Linked DNA regions of Mus musculus: regions 1 and 2 are each linked to region 3. A link is a loop called in an ENCODE intact Hi-C map of the cell type or tissue named here. Cell type or tissue: heart. All regions are shown on one strand.

Region 1 (5,000 bases), 93 kb after region 3:
AGAACATGAGGAGCAGCAAGAAGCCTTGTTGAGAAAAGACTGACAATATCTGCAAACTTGTGTCTGGATAAAATGATCTAGAGCAGTGTGCTTACAAAGATAGTTGTGGAATCCACCATCAAGCTTGCTGTCAAATGGAATATCACAGTAGCTTGTGTTCATCCTTCAGTGCCTGCTGTGAGGGGACTGGCTCCAGGATCCTACACCCCTACCCTATGCCATCCTACCCTGCCACCGACACCACGTCAAGTGCTTACATATCGAATGGTAGAGGCAGAATTCTACATAAGCTCTACGTACATCCTCCAGATGTGCTAAATTGTCTCTAGATGGTGTGTTTGATATAGTGCAAATACAGTATAAATAACATAAGACATCATTACTTAGGAAGTAAGAGCAAGGGAGAAAAACAGACGCACCCCTGCCCACCTAGACACCGTTATGCAAGGTTAAATAAATCCACAGATGGAGACACTTCCATCAAGTGTCAACGGGCAGGGCGGGAGAGGGGCGCCCAGAGCTGAGGGCATGGGGAGCCTTACAGGCCGCTTTCCCTCCACTCAGATGACAGCTTCTCCCTGTGCTCTTGCACTCTGTTCTCTCCTAGTTTGACATCGACAACAAGGTCGAGCTCGGATGCTCTGCAGAGTCGATACGGAGCGCCAGAGCTGGAAGTAAGTGCGCGTCCTTCCTTCTCTTCCGGCTTCTGCTCAGGGCCCTGTTCTCAGGAGAGCCTTTTGTGCATTTGGTTTTTGTTTTTGTTTTTGTTTTTGTTGTTGTTGTTGTTGTTTTTTTTTAATTAAAAGTAAGTTTTTCATATAGAATATTCCAATCATGGTGTCTCCTCCCTTCTCTCTTCCCGCCCCCCACACCCTTTATCCACCCAATCCAACTCCATGCTTCTCTCTCTCTCTCTCTCTCACACACACACACAGACACACAGACACACACACAGACACACAGACACACACACACACACACACACACACACACACCCACCAGGCCAATTAAAACAAAAATCCAAAGCAAACACAGGAAAGAGAAAACACACAAGCAACACTTAGACACTTGTGGAGATGTCCGTGGTGCCCGTATGTATACTAAGCCTATACAAACACAGACTCAGAAAGGCTAACACGTGAGCCGTGCTGAATAAGGCAGGAAATGCTCAGATGAGGCGGCTACACAAACCCCATTGAGCTTGTTTTGTGTTGGTCATCTTTGCCTGGGTGTGGGCCTGGGCAGGAGATAAGTATAAGTCTGGCTTGTATACCCAGTGAGAAGACTAATTTTCCTTTGCAGTGTATTGATTTTTTTTTTTTTTTTTGGCACTCATAGTTCTGTTTTTCTGTCTAAGAAAGAATAAGATTTTTGTATACAAAAAGAACTATTGTCCTATGTGTTAAAATGAGAGAACTCTCAATTTTTCGTCAACAGTGTTGCCACTGGCTTGGCACTCTGCACCCACCCCGAGTCTAAAGCTCGGGGAACCATGTTCAGCCACCCCTTGTTTAGTCTCTTTGGCTGTAATGGCGTAGGTTTTCTGTCAGTTCTAAACCACACACCTGCTTGACGCCCGTCTGCATTCCCCACGTGCAGCGTAGCTGTGGGGTTATGTATCAGCGCTCTGGAGGAAGACACAGGCAAGGAAGAGAGCCGAGCACGTTCTGCACACACTGCACATACAGCGGGAACGCTGACACCTCAGTTATGGGTCAGTTCCAGCACACACTTGTCATTCAGTGAGGAACTGTAAGCGTATAGATCACGCCATTCACCTCCATGTCAAGGTCTGAGGGAGTGTTTAGCTCACTGTCAAAACATTTCCTGTTTTCCCTTTCCTGTGTAGAAGTCTTTTTTTTTTCTGGAGCTCTTGGTGAAACATGAACCATAGTCAGAAAACTCAACCATACAGGACAGTTAAGATGAGACTTGGCAGCCAGGGTGGCGGTGGCACACGCCTTTAATTCTAGCACTTAGGAGGCAGAGGCAGGAAAACCTCTCTGTGAGCTCAAGGCTGCCCAGAACCTGGGGCTGCAGTGACTGCTCAGTCATTTAGCACTTACAGGTGCTGACTGTCTAAAGCCGTGTAGTTTCACATCGTCCTCACAAAAGCAGTGTTCCTTGCATTTCACAGAGGGAAGAGCATTCCCATTTCCCAGGATGGGCCCTTGGGTACGTGTTCTTGACTGCGCATTGCCTGGGAGCACCACTGCTGTCCCAGCCCCTCCTGTCCCAGTCCCTGCAGCTGACTTTGCTGGCGTCTGGCCACTGGATCCATTCAAATAGCATTTACTGGACGGACAAGCCCTGGTGTCTTTCCAGATATGGATGGGCACTTGGCTCTGCAGCTGGCCATTTGGGATGCCTTTCCAGTGCCTAGCCTAGAGATAGTGCACCATTATGAAGGCCTGTTATCCTGCCAGCCTCAGAATGCAGAGGAGGAAACTGTGCTGGCTTGAATAGGTTACTGCTGTCTGTTACAGAGGAGCATGCTCTGCAGAAGCCTTCTTTGTGCCTTTGTTCCTACCATTGACTGGGTGGCCACCTGCTGGGGGTGTGAGCATTATGGTTTCAATGTCTCCTTTGTGTACAGCCTTCAAGCTCAAACAGCAGCAAGTCCCCAGGTTAGATTTAAGAGAGAAAGTTGTTCTCCTTTGAGGGAGAAGCCGCCCACTGTTTGCTTCTAAGCAAGTGGGTTCGTGCCCCCACATCATTGCCTATGAAAGACCAAGCTCATGTTTTCTGTGGTAACTTAAGCTTCAAAAGAAACGGGAATGAATAGAGTGGGCCCACTGACTTCTGAACTGTAGACTGCCTCACAGCATCCAAGTCTTGTGGAGCAGGAGGAAGCAAAAGCTCCAGCGGGACTTGAGGGATGAAAGGCTGTGTTCTCCTGGCCCTCAGCTCTGGCTCTCTGGGATTTTTGTAGCTAAGCCCTATTCCATAGAGATAGGAAAGACCATTGCTTCTCAGATGGTCTTGGTAAGTGTAGTCATTCCGTTCTTTCTTATTCTGTTTATCAGTCTTCCTGCAATCATGTAATAAACTTTCATAATTTTGTCTCTTTTTCTTTGAGCTTACTGTTTTGAACAAGTAGGAATTATGATATAAAATTCAAAATGTACTAAAGAAGCAAGAATTCCAGCCTTCTGTATCCACAGCCAGATCAGCAGCCTGATTGCTTATTTTGTTTGATTTATAAGAAAGGATCTCACTACATAACCCAGGCTGACTGCTTTGAACTCTGCGGCTCCCGGGCTAGTCTTGAGTTCACTGCACTGCTCGGACCATCCATTAACTTGGGATTCTTCTACCTCTGCTTCCTGAGTTAGGACAGGGGTGCAGCCATTCCCGCCCACCAGCTGCCTCTAATCTGCCCTTCAGATTTATCCCATTCCCAGTTCAGCTTGTCAGCTTCAGTGCCCTGAGTAATCACGAATCCCAAGGTCTCGTTCCGCATGTGTCCCAGCTCTTTTTTTTTTTTAAGATTTATTTATTTATTTATTATATGTAAGCACACTGTAGCTGTCTTCAGACACTCCAGAAGAGGGCATCAGATCTCATTACGGATGGTTGTGAGCCACCATGTGGTTGCTGGGATTTGAAGTCAGGACCTTTAGAAGAGCAGTCACTGCTCTTAACCACTGAGCCATCTCTTCAGCGCCCCCTGCTCCCCCCCCCCCCCAGCTCTGTCTTAAAGCTAGTTTATGACTTCTGGCTGCTGTTTAATTTGCCTGATTTCACTGTCATCCGTTGTGAGCATGATCGTAGTCCCAGCCCCTGAGGCAGAATTGATGAGTAGCAGGCCTCACACTAGGAAGTGTGAGGCAGGAGCATGGTCTCTTTTGCTGCATGTTTCAGTCCAAGTCGTGCAGAGGTAGGAACTGAAACAGAATGTCTCAGTTAGTAATTTATTAGAGGTCAGCACATGCAGAAGAGAGAAAGGAGAGAGGAAGGAGACAGAATTAGGCACAGTATAATTAAAGTTAAAGGACATTATAGGCTGGACTAAGCCCAGGGCGTGCTCCCAAGCACAGGTGGTGCCTCAGAGTGTTCTACATGTCCTGTTAGCTGGGCCTTTATCTGCCTTCCATGATCAGTCATTTGATGGAGGATACACAGAAGGGCCTGCTATGGGACAAGGCAGCTGTGCAGCCAAAGCAGTGCCTAAGTGAGCTGGCTCACAAGGATTTGCTTCCAGAAGTCACACAATAGCTAGCTAGGGTGAGCACTAGGTCCTTTGAAGGGGACCTGGCTAGAACATCCCCATACTCTTGAGGGCTGTCCCTGATGCTGTACCTAGTGTATCTGGGGACAGAGACATAGCCAAATCTCTTGCACTAACATGTACGTCTGGTAGAAGCTTTTCCAGTCGGGCGGCATACAGTGCTAGGGACGTAGAAAGCAGCATTTGACTTGGTCGCTTTTGTTCTCACAGGTGGCCCGGTGCTGTTTCTGCTTTGGTCCAGATGGAGAAGGTACGGTTCTGGGCCCGACTGTGGCCCTGCAGGCTGGGGTTTCTCTCTGTAGGCATTTGCCGTTCAGGTATTACTTTGGTGCCTAACTCTGCTTGTTCCAGAGCTGATTAACTGTCTATGTACTTCTCACATCTCTCTCAGGGTTTGTCTGTTTCATTGGTATTCTGGCAGGGAAAAACCACTGCTCACTTTGGTTCTTATCTAAGGTAAATGAGAGTTAGAAAATACAACGTGTATATGTTTTTTAAAGGGATGATAAGAAAATGCAAGAGGTCCCTACATCTCATTTGGGAGCCATTTCTTTTCTTCAGCTTGCTTTTCTTTACAGAAGGGAAAGTTTATGGGCTGCTCTCTCTCCACTGAGTTTCTAATATTCTTTATGTCTTCGAGGGCTCTCTTTCTGCTGCCCCACTGGAACGTATTTGCTAACTCATCTAGTCAAGCAAGTTCCTGGGGTAACAGAGCTATAAGTGGCCTTTGTGGCTTTTTCTACTAGCAGCACACTCGGACTGAAATGTG
Region 2 (5,000 bases), 62 kb after region 3:
GTGATCTCTCTACCTGTGCCTTAAAGGCTACCCTGAGCCGGGCTTGGTGGCTCACGCCTTTAATCCCAGCACTCGGGAGGCAGAGACAGGCGGATTTCTGAGTTCGAGGCCTGCCTGGTCTACAGAGTGAGTTCCAGGACAGCCAGGGCTACACAGAGAAACCCTGTCTCGAAAAAAAAAATGTCTCTACACAGTAAGGGACTTTTTTGGAATCACTTACAGTCTGCAGTCCAACTAACCCAACAATGGGAGGCTGTGAATGAAAATGCTACAAATCTAGTAGTAGTTGTTCGATCCCACGAGGCTGGGTATCCCAGCTGGTCTTCTGTATAAGCTGAAGTCTTGAAGACATAGGTTCCAGCAGATGTGCTGGCAAGTATGTGCCACCGCCTTCCTTCTTCCAGTGTCCTATGTAGGCCTCCAGCAGAAGGTATGGCCTAGACTAAAGGTGTGTACGAGCACACCTAGACAGTTCTTGAAACTTGCTCTGTCCCAGGCTGGCCTTGAACTCAGGTCTGCTTGTCTCAGTCTCCTGGGATTAAAGGCATGTACCACCTTGCCTGGGCCTAAGCTTTTCACAGCCACGATGCCGCAGGATCCGGATCAAAAGCATCTGTCTTCCAGCCTCAAGATCTGGATCACAGGTGTGCTCTTCATTTCTGGATTGTAGTTCATTCCAGATGTAGTCAAATTGACAACTGGGAATAGCTGTCATGGGTACCTTCACTTAGAACATTGCCAGAGTCTTCCTCCTCCTTCCCATTTTTATATCCAGTACTGATCACAGACTTTCCACAGACAGGGCATTGAGGTACTGAGTCTGTGCTGTGCGTTCTATTCAGTCATGAATGAGTTAGCTAGGCTAGGCTCCTGCCTACAGCCTTCCTTATCTAGACAATTGATCCCATGGGTGAGCTGAGGGCACTGTTGCTACTTCTCTTTCTCCCACATCAATCCTGTTCCAGATTCTTGGAGTCACTCATTGGCTTGTCTGTCAGCCACCGAAGCTACTGTGCTTGGGTGTTTGTTTGTTTGTTTGTTTTGTTTTGTCGAGACAGGGTTTCTCTGTATAGCCCTGGCTGTCCTGGAACTCACTCTGTAGACCAGGCTGGCCTCGAACTCAGAAAAACACCTGCCTCTGCCTCCCAAATTCTGGGATCAAAGGCATGTGCCACCTCCTCCCGGCTTTGCTTGGGCTTTGAAAGTCTTGCTAAGTGCAGCATCTAGTTGCCTAGTTAGTTCTGATGACTTTTTACACTCCTTTGGTGGTTCTTGGAGTGGAGTGGTTCATGAAATGCTTCCATACAATGTTTAGGACTCTAGATGGGCAGATAAGCTACTTTTTCTCCTATTTTCAGAGGGCTATGATGACATAATTGTCAGCCTTGTGCATAGTTCACCTTCCTGGCCTAGTCACGGGGATCCTGAGAACTAAGGTCTGAGGCTAAAGTGTTTAATTAAAGAAATAAGCAAAGCCAGGATGCAGCTCCCATCTGTGATTGGTGACAGTAAACAGCTGGGCCTATTAAGTGTTACACTGAGAAACAGTGTTGTCTTTTACAGGTTATAATTTGAGTCAGTTGGTAGAAGAATAAAGGAGACGGGAAGAGCAGAAAAGCCCTAAGTGGTCATTTTAACTCTCCAGTCATCTAACAGATGACATAGCTCATGAAGTGAAGTGGTTTGCCCAAGGCTTAAAACACTAGTTACAACCCAGGGTCCCTGGTTGCTTGACCAGTGTTTCCTGTTCATATCACTAGGTTTGCTTGTTGGCCAGATAATCACAGAAATAACCATCCTAGCCTAAAGCAAGCATAGCTTGCTCTGTCTCCTAAACACTGGATACAGGAGCAGAGAGGAGGAGTCTGTCTAGGAACTGCCTTCTTGTAATAGTGACATCCATTTAGTAAGCAGAGCCTTCCTTGACTCCTGAATGTTCTCTGGGCACAGTAGCAGGAAGGAATGATTCCTTCTGGAAAGGTCACCTTCCCACCTGCCTCCTTCCCATCCTTCAGCCAAAAGCTGGGCTCAAAGAAGGAAAACAGAATAGCCACAAACGATTTATTTGGTTTTGCCTGGAAAGTGAAACCTACTCTTGGGTTATGTTTTGTGTATCTTCAAAAGACAGACAACATCATTGGTGAAAAATATATCACTTTGATGCAAAACACCACAGTTTGTGGTGCAGAGCAGCAGGGATTCATGCTAAAGGGCAAAAGTCTGGCTCTCTGACTGAGTTTGGTCTCTGTTGGTTGAGTGTTCAAAGTGCTGGGCCCAGAGGTTGTTTTAGTTGAATTCTAGACCCAGGCAAAACTCCCCATTCTCAGCAGCTACCTGTTTTCTTATTCTGGAGAAATTTTAAGTTTATTATTTTAACCCAGCTGAGTGAAACAACTTTCAAAAGTTCTTTTGAACAACAGCTGAGTTCCGTGTCAGTATGCTTTGTGGGTCAGTAGTGTGGAGCCCCAGTTCCTGTGGATCACTAGGAGCTGCAGAGGTCTCCTGGGCTGGGAGTTCCACTTCTTATTTTCCCTGGTCCCATCCCTCCTCAGCATGGCTTGGTGGGGACAATGTTATTTTTCATCCGAGGTCTTCTAGGCCGGAAACAAACAATCCCTGCAAGTCCCAGCCTTGGCTCCTCTCTGCTGCTCCTGCCCTCCATATAGTGAATGAGGCTGGGAGATTGTTTTGTACTTGAGGCAGTGCTTTGAGCGATGATGAGAGGCTTTGGCTAGACTCTGAATCAAGGGCTAAGATTGACTCTTGTCTAGAAACCACGAGCTTGTCAGGAGCTGTACAGTAGGTAATGTTCACTGTCCTTGTCTGTCAGATCCCTTGCACAGAACCCTTCGGAAGGTCCCGGATGTGAGCTGGCTCTTTTTAAAGATTGTCCTGCCTATGGTAGGGAGAAAGTGATGAGGTGAGAATGTGAATTATTCTCAGTCCTTTCACTTTGACCATCAAAAGCATCCGTTAAATGACTGGCCCCCAAACACTCCCAGATAAATGGAATAGTCGGGTGCTTACAGTTAGAATGAATGCTATTACCTGCCATAAAAATGGAGCCAGAGGAGCAGACACCACAGCACAGAAGGAGCTAAGATGAACTAGGCTCAGAGTCACGGGAGGAAGCTCATGGATGCTGGGAACACAGTACCATCCAAACCCCATGGGGCCTTATTTCTGTGGTTTTCATTATCTAAGGTCAATGGAAATCCAAAAATATTACGTGGAAAATTCCAGAAATAAATAATTCAAAGCTTTAAATTATGCAGCACTCTCCTACTCTATCCTGCTTAGGACATGAATTATCCCTTTGTCCCACCAACTGTCACTCAGTGGACGTTTTGGTCATCAGATCTGCTATTGTGGTATCAGTACTTTTACTCAAGCAATCCTTTGTTTGTTTGCATATTTGTTGGTTGATACTGGGGATTGAACCCAGGGCCTTGTATGTGCTGGGCAGTTACTCTCCCAATAAGCTGTAACTAACCTCACCTCTTCTCTCCTCTTCTTCCTCTTTTCTTCCACCTTCTTCTCCTCCTCCTCTTCTTTCCACCCCTCTCTTTTAAGATAGGGTCTCTCTAAGTGTCCTAGGTTGTCCTCAAACCTGTAATTCTTTTGCTTTAGCATCCAGATGTTTAGATTTTTAGGAATGTGCCATCAAACTCAGCTCAAGTGACCCTTTTACATGCCTCCCAAGGGTAAGAGTATTGATGTTGGCTGTTTTATTACAGTGCACTGCTGCTATTGTTTTATTTTATCATAGGAATTGTGCAGCTATTACTCAGATTGATTGCCCATAGTTCTAGGCACCCATTGTTTTGGAGAAAGGATCTCATACAGCTCATTCTGGCTTCCAGCTCAGTACATGGCTAGGGATGCCCTTGAACTCCTTTCTGTCTCTACCTCGTCAATGCTGGTATTACAGGTGTGTACTGTATATCTGCAAATAAAGTGAGATCGGTGTGGTTTAATTTTGATGGTCCTTTTACAAAGTATAAGGGATATTGTTTGGCCACACTACAATCTCAGTACATTCTTTTTGGATTGTGGGGTTTTGTAACAGGGCCTGTGTCCAGAATAGCAGCAGAATGTGCTATATAGCTCAGGATGTGCTAGAACTAGTAGTACCTTCTATCCTAGCCATTGTAGTGCTGGGCACTTTGATGATAGGTGTGCACTGCCAGCTGCTGAGTACATTCTCTGCTCCATTTTCTTTTGTTTTGATTCATTGGAGAGAGGAAGAGAAAGAGACAGAGAGACAGGGACAGAGTATATTTGAGATAAGATCTTTTAAGATCTTATTTTGTAGTGTAGACTAGCCTTGTCTGAACTTCCTTTGTAGTTCAGGCTAGCTTTTAATTCAAGTGGTCTGTCTGTCTTTTACCCTCTAGAGTACTTCAATACAGACAAGCACCATGATGCCCAATTGCTGATCCCATTATTTAAAAACTGCTTAAAATCTGCTGCTTTCATTGATTTATCCATTTGGTACCATTAAGCATAGGTACCAAAAACTCAGGTGTTCTAGGATAACAACATAAGGCACTGAACCTCAGGTAGGGGAAACCAATAGTTTGGTAGCTGGCTTTTGTGGCGCATGTAGAGAGGCTGACAGGCTGAGGCAGGAAGATCTTAGTTTTGAGGCAAGAGTGTGTATGGAAGGAAACCCTGATAATAGACTGGTTGGCCTACTCTTGTGAACTCCATCTGGGGATGTCTGGATAGATAGCTGAGGTGAGGGAGAGACTCCCCACAGGACCTTAACCTGTTCCCCGTGGCTACGGAAATCATAATGGGCGCAGTTCAGTGGGACAGTTTTCTACAGTCAACACACTAGTCTAAAATTAATGTATCGACATGCTGGCTCTCATCAGTGTGGGTTTTATTTTTGGTTGTTACAGGCTGTGCTTCTAGGACAGATGGGACAGATGTAACAGATGTGAGTGGCTCTGTTAATGCTGCTTAAGGCTTTTGAGCATTGGACATCCCTCCCC
Region 3 (5,000 bases):
TGAGGCTATTATCTGAGAGGGATACAGTAGTAGTGGGGAAGTAGCTACAGGTTTCAGATGTGTTCAAAACACTTACACTTATGGTTAGAAGCTAGTGCTCTGACAAGCAATACATTACAAAAGCTTTACTTAATAGTATGATACTGGAGGTGGGCAGAAAGTGGTTAGTAAGAGGACGAAAGTCAGCCTGAGGGAAGATGAAATATTGTAACTTGTGAGTTTAAGAGCCCACGGCCTGGCCTGGGACTGAGAACAAAGCAGAACAGACCCCAGGCATGCCAGGGCAGGGCTGTTGTTAAGGCATTCCTAAGAACATCTTGGCTGTAAAGATGAAAAGGTATTCAAGGACAAATAGGGCTACATTATCTGGGTTGACACCATCTGGCCGGAACCTCCCCTCAATCCGAGGACAAGCAGGGCTATCTTGTCTGAGTCAACACCACCTGGCCATAACCTCCCCTCTGTCTATTACCCCTTGGTGCCAGGTAAAGCCATACATCAACTGGTTGTTATGTGAACAAAGATAAGCTCCCAGCCCACAGGAACAAAGCCCTGATGCCCCTTCTTGCTGACCTGTAATCTTTCTGTTATTGTTTGAATGAACCAATCCCGTACCTTTGTCAAAATTCCTCATACTCCTAACCCTTTGCTTCTTTAAAAACCCCTAGCTTCCGAGCCCCAGGATCGACTCCCCTGCCTCCTGTGTGAGGTACGTGTCGGCCCAGAGCTCTGCCAATAAAACCTCGTGCGTGTTACAACAAGAGAGGATTCTTGTGTTCGTGGGTGCTTCCTGTCCCTGGACTAGAGTGGGGGTCCCCATATTTGGGGTCCAACAAGCCAAAGATAACTTTGATTTTTCAATCTACAATATTCCATCTTTGCAAAATCATGAAGGTCCATCTAGTCTGCCAGACTTCAACACTACTGTGCTAAGAAAGAGGCACCACATAGCATCTTCAGAAAACTTGAGTGCACACCAGGCAAGCATCCTACCTCAAGCACAAACAGTAAAGCTGGCTGTACGTGACATGCCACATGTTTGCACCACAGTCCGCACAACTCTTGAAGGGGCTGAGGCCAGAAGACAAAAATCACAAATCACTTTTTTTTTTCATTTCATTTAAACACCCGCATGAATACAAGTGATGGTTAAGCCAGAGCTTCAAAGAGGCCATGTTATCCAGCCTGTTCTTAGGGAAGCTAAGAATTTGCAACTTCCTGACTCTGGAAGTTAAGGCTTTTGCTAACTTTTTTTTTTTGGGGGGGGGTATCTTAGTGTACATTTGACATGTCCACAAACTATTTATTATTTTTGGCATGTTGGGGAAGGAACTCATGCATGCTGGGAAGTTCTGTACAAAGGAGTTCCACGCCCTATCTCTCCAGGTCTTTAAGAGGCATGCTCTCTCTAGGATAGTGACATCAGTACTCAGAAACCCTCAAGCTAGTGCTTGCATAGGGCTGGCAAACAAACAAAAGCAAAACAGGAGTCCACTACGAGGTCTCTGATCCTAATCCAGTGACACTGGGACACTGGGTGAGGGGTCTCCTAAAAGAGTGGGTAAGTTCCAGCTCAAAGGTTTGGACAGTTTACCCCCCTCCCCCACCTCTTGGTCGGTTCCCACAAAGACAAACTCTTGGTGTCAGACCGGTTTCCCCAGGGGCTGAAGTTCTAAGTCTAGTGACCGCCCTGCAGCAAACAATGGAGCTCGCTGTGAAGCCCTGCGGAGGTCCTGGCTCTGAGTTACAGGCTGCCACCCAGCAGGTTGCTCCTCCCACACCTTCTTATTTTTAGTTACAGCCACTGTCTTCATAACTTTTCTTAACCGCCAAGTAGGGCTCGGTTGTGTGTGTTACTCTAAACTCCTGGATCTAAGACGCCAGAAGATTCAGCGTTGGTAATAACTAAAGCACGGATTATCAAAAACAGTTTTTTTTAGTTTCTATCTCCTAAAGTTCCCAAGACACTATAGGCAAAGGCTCTGTCCAGGGAAGGTCAAGTCCTGGGTTTTGTGCCTGAGGATCAGACGCTAGGCTAGGATTGTCAGCTAGGCGTTTTCACTTCCCAAGGCTTTAGGCAAGCTATTCAAGTTACTTATCCGCTGTCACTTTCCTCACACGGGTACAGCAATGTTTATCTGAAATACTCTTCCAACCAAAAAGGCATTGGTGTAAAAATCATACTAACAGAAATGGTTTTACATTTGAAGTAACCGTGAGAAGAGATTCAGGTAGAGAGCAAAACTTGGCACTCCCTTGGCATCCAACAAGCAAATGTTGGAATCCTCCTTTCAACGTGGGTCAGCTGAGAGGCAACTAGGACCCCAACCTAGGTTCCCAGATCGACTCTCGGTCAGAGTTCCGCGGGAACAGCAGGTGGAACAGCTAGGCGCCTGGGGAGACCTGGCATCTGAGGGGGTGCGGGAACAGAGGGGTTTCCCGAACGTGGATCTGGTAGATGCCTGAGGAGTAAGGCGATCGCAGTCCCATACCAGTGGCGCCCTCGTGGAGGGACCAGCGCAGGGCATTCGGGAGGGAGTCTTCCTCTAGGGCTACGGTTTTAACTACCAAAGGCAAGCGGATCTAGTTTACTGGATCCGGGGCGGAGGAGCGCCGCGAAACCCGGCGGGTCAGTAAAACCCGAGAGCTTGTAAAGACTGCATTCCCTTGGTCTAACTCCGGCGGAAGTGCCAGAGAGGAAGAAGCCCACTGTGCTGCCCGGAAAGGGGCGGGGCCATAGCCATCCGCCGGGCCGCTCAAGGGGCGGGGCCTAGGATATGGGGCGGAACCTACACTCGGGGCGGTCTTAGGGCGGAGCCTGTGGGGCGGGGCTTGGCGGCGGTTGTTTTCGGGCCAGGGTACGGGGCTCTCAGCTGGGCTGCTGGGCTCGGGGATAGGAAGCAAGACGAGCTTCTTCAGTCGCGCGCTCGCGGACCAAGCCGAGAGGGCCCGAGTGACGGGCCCAGCGGGCAGCGTCCCCGAGGCGAGGTCGTCGGCCGCGGTGATGTCTGCCCGGTGCTGTGCTGGCCAGGTGAGCGAGGCGGGCTGCCGCGCGGGTTATCAGAATCGCGGACACCGACGCGAGCCAAGCTCGAGTTCTGGAAACCCTGTGGGCGGGAAGGGACGCGGGGAAGCCCGAGAGGCAACCCCAGCGACCTCGGTGTTCGGCCTCCGGGATTCCGGGCTGGCAGGGCGAGCGGGTCTGGAGCTGAGGATCCCATCGGTTCCCAGGACGTGTCACCTCCGGTCGAAGCCTCGAGTAGTGGCTCTGAGTTCCGTAGCTCTCCTGCCACTGCACTGCCTGTGGGATAAATCCAGGAAAAACGTGGGGTTGGACAAGATCTCTGTTTCTGTACTCCGAGCACAACTGGTCAGTCCGAGCAGGGCGGCCGCGTTTGGCATCTCCAGGTCTAGAACATGGGGCTCTGTATTCACGAGAACGTCTGGATATCCGATTTGCAAACTCCCGGACACAAGTCTAGGCACAGGGAAGGCTCAGCCCTGCTTTATGGGTTTACCGACCGGACCCTACCCAACCCTGACTGGGCACGAGCCTTCGCTCCCTTCTTTGCAACTCATCTTGCTGGAACCTGTTTTGTAATCTTGCCAGTTAAATTCACGATATCCAAGCCATAGGAGGCTCCTAACTGGAGAGAATTATTAGGTTTTAGCCCTTTAATGCTAATTTCCCTTTTTTTTCCTGCAGGGTTAGAAAAACAACAGCGAACTAGGTAAAGCCATCTGGATGTCTTTCTCCCATGTTGTCTTTTTGTTAGGTTTTAAGGGGTTATAAAAAACAAAAACAAAACCTCGAATCTGATCGCGGTGGGTGGGCATTCAGGTGCAGGACTGGTCTTGTTTACTTTGAACGTCAGGACAATGGGAGCCAGCTGTACGTGCTGTAGGGGGTTAAGCTGTGTCTCTGGACCCATCAGGTTTAGTGGCCTATAGTAGTCCTGTCCTCTTAGAGGTGGCCCTGTATGTCAAGCTGGCATTTTTCAGAAATGAGGAAAGTGGGGCTTTTTGGTTTGAGTAAAATGATGCCCGTCCCCTCAATGTCTGGAAAGGAAGGACGAAGGAATATGACCCATTCAGGCTTTTTAGACCAAGAGGGGCAGAAAAGATTGTTTTCAGAAAATTGCAAATATTCATTCTCTCTCTCTCTCTCTCTCTCTCTCTCTCTCTCTCTCTCTTTGCTGGTGCTGTAAGTTCTAGGCAAGTGCTCTTTGAGCAGCACCTCCAAGTCCATTTTTCTGGTTGTTTTGTGATACTCTTCAATTTGATGCAACCCTTTTCATTGTATAGTAAGTAATTGCATGTATTTGGGGCCATCAGCCCTTCTCTCTTGGAAGCCCCGTGAAGATCTTTCCTGACAGGTGCTTGACTTCAGGTTCTGAGAATTTATTGTTAGTACTTAAGTGAGTTTTAAAAAATATTGGTATGAGTGATATTTTGCCAGGATGTATGACTTGTTTCTAAAATCCCCCTCTTAGGGCTTTGGAAAGAACCAAGTCCTGGCCATTCCCCACAGAATCATAACTTCTGTTTCTCAGGGCTGCTGAAGGTCTCACTGTGGTAGGTTTCAGTGCAGTGAGCAGCGCTCACACCATGGTTTTATATCGCTATGTGAGGGCGTGAGCTTTAGCTAAATGTTAGAATGCTTGTCTAGCATGCACTTAGCTGGATTCAGCCACTAGTACAAAATGAACCCCTCAAACCTCACACTGTCATCAGAAGCTGAGTCTCTCAGTTGTATCCATATATTGTTTTCCAAGCACCTGCTAAATGCTAGGAGGAGGATATATTGTAGGAAGCCAAACATCTCTGCTGGCAATGATCTGTGTGTGTACACAAGTGTAAGGACATCCCATAAGCGTGTAAACAACAATAGATCCAGTTCCAGGAGTCTCGGAACAAGGCTGGGTAGTAAAACAGCCTTGGGAAGGTTGGGTGAGACGCTTGTCTGAGAAAATGCCTCTAGAATGGAGATTTAATGGAGA

The links. Peaks named below come from ENCODE experiments on the same cell type or tissue, not always from the same donor. Only the 100,000 strongest peaks of a DNase experiment are listed, where the experiment ranks them.
Region 1: a loop joins it to region 3, with 1.8 times the contacts of the local background. A loop is called at or near these places in 4 of 42 quality-filtered maps.
Region 2: a loop joins it to region 3, with 2.2 times the contacts of the local background. A loop is called at or near these places in 4 of 42 quality-filtered maps.

What each region holds. Positions count from the first base shown.
Region 1 is chr13:92,701,070-92,706,069 of GRCm38, forward strand. It overlaps Serinc5 (serine incorporator 5), which reads left to right. Exons shown (of 12, transcript NM_172588.2): 9 at 608-674; 10 at 4,442-4,481. It overlaps Gm41018 (a long non-coding RNA gene), which reads right to left. Exons shown (of 4, transcript XR_003950693.1): 4 at 1,358-4,527. Among named protein-coding and RNA genes, the nearest start is that of Gm41018, 3.6 kb to the right of the region's middle. In heart, a CTCF peak has its summit at 2,551; a DNase peak (open chromatin) is centred at 2,312.
Region 2 is chr13:92,669,803-92,674,802 of GRCm38, forward strand. All of the region lies in intron 2 of Serinc5 (serine incorporator 5), which reads left to right. Among named protein-coding and RNA genes, the nearest start is that of Gm41018, 35 kb to the right of the region's middle. In heart, no CTCF peak of the experiment used is centred here; no DNase peak of the experiment used is centred here; H3K27ac peaks cover 19 bases.
Region 3 is chr13:92,608,257-92,613,256 of GRCm38, forward strand. Serinc5 (serine incorporator 5) reads left to right here and starts at 2,882. Exons shown (of 12, transcript NM_172588.2): 1 at 2,882-3,031. The coding sequence starts at 3,005. In heart, a CTCF peak has its summit at 2,518; DNase peaks (open chromatin) are centred at 1,695 and 2,755; H3K4me3 peaks cover 3,126 bases; H3K27ac peaks cover 2,744 bases.